Linked DNA regions of Homo sapiens: regions 2 and 3 are each linked to region 1. A link is an interaction called in ENCODE POLR2A ChIA-PET data of the cell type or tissue named here. Cell type or tissue: Panc1. All regions are shown on one strand.

The links. Peaks named below come from ENCODE experiments on the same cell type or tissue, not always from the same donor. Only the 100,000 strongest peaks of a DNase experiment are listed, where the experiment ranks them.
Region 2: POLR2A ChIA-PET joins it to region 1 with 10 read pairs; 2 of 35 experiments call an interaction of 5 or more read pairs at or near these places.
Region 3: POLR2A ChIA-PET joins it to region 1 with 11 read pairs; 22 of 35 experiments call an interaction of 5 or more read pairs at or near these places.

Annotation. Positions count from the first base shown.
Region 1 is chr16:28,491,252-28,493,751 of GRCh38, forward strand. CLN3 (CLN3 lysosomal/endosomal transmembrane protein, battenin) reads right to left here and starts at 823. Exons shown (of 16, transcript NM_001042432.2): 1 at 769-823; 2 at 463-584; 3 at 231-309. The coding sequence starts at 508. RefSeq lists enhancers at 705-1,494, 834-1,033. In Panc1, no CTCF peak of the experiment used is centred here; a DNase peak (open chromatin) is centred at 1,030; H3K4me3 peaks cover 1,328 bases; H3K27ac peaks cover 2,160 bases.
Region 2 is chr16:28,320,386-28,322,885 of GRCh38, forward strand. SBK1 (SH3 domain binding kinase 1) reads left to right here. Exons shown (of 4, transcript NM_001024401.3): 4 at 1-2,500. The coding sequence ends at 536. Among named protein-coding and RNA genes, the nearest start is that of SBK1, 29 kb to the left of the region's middle. In Panc1, CTCF peaks have their summits at 1,551 (motif pointing right) and 1,865; a DNase peak (open chromatin) is centred at 1,556.
Region 3 is chr16:28,542,044-28,544,543 of GRCh38, forward strand. No RefSeq gene overlaps it. Among named protein-coding and RNA genes, the nearest start is that of NUPR1, 4.3 kb to the left of the region's middle. In Panc1, no CTCF peak of the experiment used is centred here; no DNase peak of the experiment used is centred here; H3K27ac peaks cover 89 bases.

The DNA of each region.
Region 1 (2,500 bases):
AAAAGTAAATAATCCTACAGGTGGTAGGTATGAGGATCTTGCTAAATCCGGAAGGTGATAAGGAGTGAAGTTTGGAAATTTTACATGCTGCCCCTGGGGCAAACCAGTGGATTCAGTAAATATTTGTGGGTTCAGCTCCTTTGCGCAGCTTAACTCTTTCTTCCCCCTTTCCTCCGGTCACTTCCCTCTTCTCATGCCATTGTCACTCGCTGAAGTCTCAGGCCACTCACCAGAAGCCCACCGCGTTCTTCCAATGCGCGCCCTGATGGTCCAACAGAGGGAGCCGGGGCTCCGGGACGGTCTCCTCCCCTGGGAGAGCGAGAAGAGGGCATGACCCCCACCTACTCTCAGGTGCACGACCGCTCCTTGCGTGTCCTCCCGGGGCCGAGTCAGCTCTCATTCCCCTCAGGTGGGCTGCGAGCCAGAGGTGGTCGTTCCATGAGGGTGGGCGGGAATACTCACCCTCGGAATCCGAAAAGCGCCGCCGCGAGCCTGCACAGCCTCCCATCGCATCAAGTTCAGGTCCCCCGAGGGTCCAGGGTCATAGAGTGTCCAAAGGGGGCTCCCACGGGAGGGATGAGGGTCTGCGACAGGTGACAAGGATCAACGCCCGATTGCCGGTCCCAGCTCCGGCTTGTCTAGGGCACTCGCGCCCCGCGATCCATCAAGGAAGCTGGGGGCTCCATCTCGAGCGCCCTACGACCCACCACGCCCCACCCATCGTACTCTCCCCCGCCCCGTCTACAGCAGGGACCCTGAGGCCTGTACCTTTAAGAGCAGCAGAATGTTCTGCACTATGCAGAGGCCGTTTGTCGGATCACGTGACAGCACCCGCGTGTTCCCCCATCACGTGCTCAGAGGTTTTCCCTACTTCCGGGTCCTCTCTGTCTTCGCTTTGGGCCTTCTCGGCTTCGGAGCGTGAAAAAGGGAGGGGCTGGAGAACCCTGGAACCGCAGGTTTTAAACTGGAGCGGGTGGGAGCAGCAAGCAGAGCCGTGACCTTAGATCAGTGGCGCCCAAGACCGAGACAGTAGCCTGCCAGCACCAGTTATGACTGTGGGAGGCTTCAGCTCCTTTCCTTCAGCACTCACTTGCCAGAAACAAATATGGCCACCTGCCTACTCCCTTTTTTTTTTTTTTTTTTTTGAGGCAGGACTGTTTCTGGTTGCGAACAAAGACGACCAGCTTCAGGTCATTCTTATCCCCATCTGTTGACCTTACAAATTGTTTTAGAGACCTAAGTAAACATAACACTCATCTAAAGGGATTTCGTGAATGATCTATTGGCAGTATCCAAGATGTTAAGAGATCCCTATTTCCAAATTATCCTAGAACCAAAAAATATCACAGCACTTCAACCCCTGGTGTTACAGATGAGAAAACCAAGGTACAAATATATATATATATATATATAACAAAATTAGCCGGGCATGGTGGCGCATTCCTGTAGTCACAGGTACCTTGGAAGCTGAGGTGGGAGGATCACTTGTGCCCAGGAGGTTGAAGCTACAGTGAGCTATGATCACGCCACTGCACTCCAGCCTGGGTGACAGAGTGAGATCCTGTCTCAAAAAAAGAAAAAGTAAAAAATAAAATAAAAAAAATATATGTATATGAAAAAAATTGGAAAGTTGCTGACAATCATTCATACAATGTTAGACCTAAAGGTGACCTTAGAGACCTGTATGGTGATAAGAAATAGAGCACCAGAGGCAGGGAGCCATTGGGTTGGCTCCAGGCTGCTGCAGGATTCCTGCCTCCATCAAAGGTGGTGCTTAGACCAGATTTTTTTTTTTTTTTTGACAGGGTTTTGCTCTGTTGCCCAGGCTGGAGTGCAGTGGCAGGATCTTGGTTTGCTGCAACCTTGACCTCCCAGGCTCAGGTGATCCTCCCACCTCAGCCTCCCGAGTAGCTGGGACAGCAGGTGCGCACCACTGTGCCCAGCTAATTTTTGTGTTTTTTGTAGAGACTGGATTTTGCCACGTTGCCCAGGGTGGCCTCAAACTCCTGAGCTCAAGCAATCCACCTGCCTTGGCTTCCCAAAGTGCTAGGACTACAGGCGTGAGCCACTGCACCTGGCCAGACTAAATGATTTTAAGGCCTAAGATTCTGATGCTGTGATTTCATAGAATTGCCCTAATTGGAATAGGAAAGTGGGGCTGGGGAGGGGAGAAGGAGGGTATGGGGAAGAGAAGTAGAGCAAGGTCACTTTATGTAGTTCCAAATAAGGAATCATACCCTTACCTTCTTCTAGGTGGAAAGCGGCATCCTGCATTCTCTTCTTGTCCTTGGCCTCATCTCTGCTATGGGCTGTGCCACCTCTATATGCTCTTTCTCACCACCAGGCCTTCAGAATGCAGTTGGAAATGTGCCCTCTCGTCTGGGTGTGGTGGCTCATGCCTGTCATCCCAGCACTTTGGGAGGCCAAGGTGGGCAGATCACCTGAGGTCAGGAGTTCGAAACCAGCCTGGCTAACATGGTGAAACCCTGTCTCTACTAAA
Region 2 (2,500 bases), 170 kb before region 1:
TCACCGGCAACTTCCCGTGGGAGGCGGCGTCGGGCGCCGACGCCTTCTTCGAGGAGTTCGTGCGCTGGCAGCGGGGCCGCCTGCCGGGGCTGCCTTCGCAGTGGCGCCGCTTCACCGAGCCCGCGCTGCGCATGTTCCAGCGCTTACTGGCCCTGGAGCCCGAGCGCCGCGGCCCAGCCAAGGAGGTGTTCCGCTTCCTCAAGCACGAGCTCACGTCCGAGCTGCGCCGCCGGCCCTCGCACCGCGCGCGCAAGCCCCCCGGGGACCGCCCGCCCGCCGCCGGGCCACTGCGCCTCGAGGCGCCTGGGCCGCTCAAGCGGACGGTGCTGACCGAGAGCGGCAGCGGCTCCCGGCCCGCGCCCCCCGCCGTCGGGTCGGTGCCCTTGCCCGTGCCGGTGCCGGTGCCAGTGCCCGTGCCGGTGCCTGTGCCCGAGCCCGGCCTAGCTCCCCAGGGGCCCCCCGGCCGGACCGACGGCCGCGCGGACAAGAGCAAAGGGCAGGTGGTGCTGGCCACGGCCATCGAGATCTGCGTCTGAGTCGCCTCCGCCGCCCTCGGACCCGGGAGCAGCCCGGGCCCGCCCCGAGCCGGTGCCCGGTGCGGCGGTAGGGAATGGAGCCACCTCGCCGCGGGGCAGGGGGCGCAGCGGTAGACTAGGCAGGACGCGGCCCGGCACCTGGTCCGTCCCCGGCGGGCTGGTGAGGGGGCCACCAAAGACCCCTAGCGCGGCCTGGTGAGCGGGGGCTTGGCCCAGAGGAGCCAAGCCGCACAGACCCGAGAATTCGGAGGCCACCACACAACACACACACACACACACACACACACACACACACACACACACACACACACACACACGCCAGGAGCAAGGGAGCTTTCGGGCCACACTCCCAGACGCCTCCCTGAGCCCTGGAACCCGGACTCGTTGCTCCTGGCCTTCCATACCCCCTGGCAGATCATCCTGCGGTCCCACCCCAGATCCCCTCCTCCTCGCCATCCCATTCTGCCCCCTCCCCACCCTGGGTACAGAAAGGGACTGAAGTGTTGGGCAGAGAGGGGGCTTAAGGCCCCTGGGCACAGGCTGGGATCAGGGCAGTGAGCGAAGGGCAGCTGTGTCCTGCCCTCCCTTCTGGAGGCTGGAGGGGAGAGGCCAAGCCCTTGGAAAATGTAGCAAATGTCTGGATGTCGCATAAGTGCGTGTATGTGCGGGACAGGCCCCGAGAAGCTAGTGACTCCTGCACACCCCCATTGCACAAATGAAATCACAGCCCAGGAGGGAGGGTAGCTTGGCACTGGCTGAGAAATAGAGCTCTCTCCCCGCCCCTCCCCCTAACCACAAGGGATTGTCCTGACAACTTGTGGGGATAGAAGGGCTCACAGGGCAGGGGTCTCAGCTGCCCCCATCCTTAGGGCAGGGGAGTTAGTGTGGAGCCGAGAGCAGGTCCCAGCTCCCCCTGCCAGCCGCACTGTCCCAGGCCCAGGGACCTCTGCCGGGTCCTCCCAGCCCTTGCCACACAGCCTAGACGTAGTAGCCTGGGCTTCCAGCAGGTGGCGAGCTGGTTCGTGCTGGAAATTTCTCCTGGGTTTCTTGGGGTCAAACATGCCAACCTCCAAGACCCCATCCTCACGTCTCCCACTTTTCTGGCGCTGGAGTGTGCAGGGCGTAGGACCTGCATGTGTGGGTGTGAGAATGGGGGCGGTGGACACCAGGGGGCGAGTGTGTGACTAGGTGTGTGTGCACATGTGTAGGGTGCAGACGCATGGGTGCCATCCTTTGCGTTCAGTGACTGTGCGTCCAGACCCCTCACCAGCGGCCCCCCCACCACACCCTGGTCCTCCCAGGCAGCTGTCCCAGGGCGCCCAGGCCTGCCTTGCACCACAGCCCTCAGGAAATCCGGCAAGGAGGCCCCTGCAGGTTGGTTCAGGCCCCCAGGTAGCAAAACAGAGACAACAGCAGCCCCGCCTGACCCCCTGCCCCTCTCTGTGGAGGCCCGGGACCCCCGCAATAAGCACCACATGGGTGAGGCTGTCCCTGTCAGGGTCCCCTGCCAGGGTCCCTCCTGGGGTTCTGGGCCATTTGAGGGGCTCTTTGATGGGCCAGGCCGGCCAGAGTGAACTCCGAGCACTTTCTGGCTGGTGCCCCAACCTCTCCACTCCCCACTCATTCCCACCTTGAAAAAGGGCTATAGGTCCCCTGCCCTGCCCGGGTCCAGTTTACAAACAGTGTGGGGTGGCCCCAGGGCCTGGCCCCACTCTCCCTGCTGTGCCCACTCCTCTCCAGACTCCACCTCCCCAGTGGGTATGGGCCCTCCACATGCCAGGTAAGTAGCAAACCCCCACTCCCTCCAAGGACCAGGTCTCAGAGAAGGCCCTGGTCACTGCCCCCGGCCCACCTGGAGCCCATCGGGGCTGCCTCTCCCAGCCGCGACTTCTCCTTTTGCCTTAGGCCTCGCGACATCCTGATCTCTCCTGCAATAACTAGGAATCGAGATTCCACAGTAGACG
Region 3 (2,500 bases), 51 kb after region 1:
AGCCTATGAGAGAAGGAGGAAGGGCATGGTGGCTCACGCCTGTAATCCCAGCACTTTGGGAGGCCGACGAGGTTGGGTGGGTCACCTGAGGTCAGGAGTTGGAGACCAGCCTGGCCAACATGGTGAAACCCCGTCTCTACTAAAAATACAAAAATTAGCCGGGTGTGGTGGCGGGCACCTGTAGTCCCAGCTGCTGGGGAGGCTGAGGCTGGAGAATGGCATGAACCCGGAAGGCGGAGCTTGCAGTGAGCCCAGATCGCGCCACTGCACTCCAGCCTGGGCGACAGAGCGAGACTCCATCTCAAAAAACAAAACAAAACAAAAAAAAGGGCCAGGCGCGGTAGTTCACGCCTGTAATCCCAGCACTTTGGGAGGCCGAGGCGGGTGGATCACCAGGTCAGGAGTTCAAGACCAGCTTGGCCAACATGGTGAAACTCCGTCTTTACTAAAAATACAAAAATTAGCTGGGCGTGGAGGCATGCACCTGTAATTCAAGATACTCGGGAGGCTGAGGCGGAAGAATCTCTTGAACCCAGGAGGCAGAGGTTGCAGTGAGCCGAGATCACGCCATTGTACTCCAGCCTGCTGGAACCCCTCTAGCATGGATCTGCAGGGCTCTAGACGTGGCTCCATCTAGACGTAGAGGTGTGCTTTTTGTTACAGGAACAGCAGATTTGTATGCCTGCTGCCCTGTCACAGCCCTATTACACTGGACAGCAGGGATGCAGTAGAGAGAGTTTCATGATCACAGGGCACTGTGCAAGGGGATAGGAGGAGACCTGCGAATGCATCTCCCCAGGGAATTCTGGGATGGGGCTTTTAAGGGGATTATGGAGGGTGAGAGGCTAGAAAATTGGGGTCATTGGTCAGAGCAAGGGAAATGAAATCATCATGATGTGAAAAAGACATTTTTGGGGAGTTAGCTCCTGGTGGGGTCCTTCAGGCTGGCGGAGTCAGTCGCTTCACCGGCACGCAGGACCTGAAGGAATTTCTCAAAAGTAACATTTAATGTTTCATAACGTTCAAGTTGCTATCTCTAGTGCAGTTAAGGGGAACTATGATCTTGTAACCAGGTCTACGTGATTCTAGAACAGCAGGCACCAGACAACTAAGAGGAAGCAGATCAGGGGGCAGCTGACCTCATGATCAGCGCTGGGTGTGCTGCAAGCCTGGCTTGTTTCCATTTCTCCTCTCTGTTCTCTGATTAATTGCATGAGGTTTACAGGGATGGTTTCATTTTCCCATCCTCAAGCCTCCAGGTGCATGTAAAATCTGCCACGAGGAAGTTTATTTTCTTCCTGCTTAGAGTTACACCTTCGTGACGTTGCTAGGCACACCTATGACAACCCAGCGCCATCAGCTTGGAGTAAACGCAGAGGGCTGGGAGCTCCCAGGAGGGCACCTAACCTCTCTGGAGATAGGGAGATGAAGGCACACTTCCTGGAGGAGGTGAAGCTTGTTTTCTAATTCTTTTATTTTTAATTAATTAATTAATTTAATTTTAATTTTCTTTTCTTTTTTCTTTTTTTCTCTTTTTTTTGAGACAGAGTCTTGCTCTGTCACCCAGGCTGGAGTGCAGTGGCACGATCTCGGCTCACTGCAACCTCCGTGTCCCGGGTTCAAGCGATTCTCCTGTCTCAGTCTCCTGAGTAGCTGGAATCACAGGCATGCACCACTACACCCAGCTAATTTTTGTATTTTTAGTAGAGACAGGGTTTCATCATGTTGGCCAGACTGATTTCAAACTCCTGACCTCAAGTCATCCACCCGCCTCGGCTTCCAAAGTGCTAGGATTACAGGCATGAGCCATCGCACCCGGCCTATTTATTTATTTTTGAGACAGGTTCTCACTCTGTCGTCCAGGCTGAATACAGTGGAGCAACCTTGCTCACTGTAGCCTCGACCTCTAGGGCTCAGGGGATCCTCCCACCTCAGCCTCCCAAGTAGTTGGGACTTTAGGCACGCACCATCATGCCCAGCTAATTTTATTTTTTGTAGAGATGAGGTCTCCCTATGTTGCCGAGACTGGTCTTGAACTCCTTGGCTAAAGTGGTCCTCTTACCTCGGCCTCCCAAATAGCTGGAATTACAGGCGTGAGTCACCACGCCAGGCCTGGAGGCAAAGTTTGAACAAGAATGGCTGTTTGTGGGCCAGATGCAAAGGCTGACACCTGTAATCCCAGCACTTTGGGAGGCCGAGGCAGGAGGACTGCTTGAGCCCAGGAACTCAAGACCAGCCTGGGCAACATAGCGAGATCTCATCTTTACAAAAAAAATCCAAAAGTTAGCCAGGCGTGGTGGTGCATGCCTGTAGCTCCAAGTACTCAGGAGGCTGAGGCAGGTGGATGACTTGAGCCCAGGAGGTTGAGGCTACAGTGAGCCATGATCGCACCACTGCACTCCAGCCTAGGCAACACAGCAAGACTTCCTCTCTGTTGGATAGCCTGAGGGATGTACGAAGTCACTAGCTCAAAGGAACAGAAGCTTCCCAGGCTGAAGGC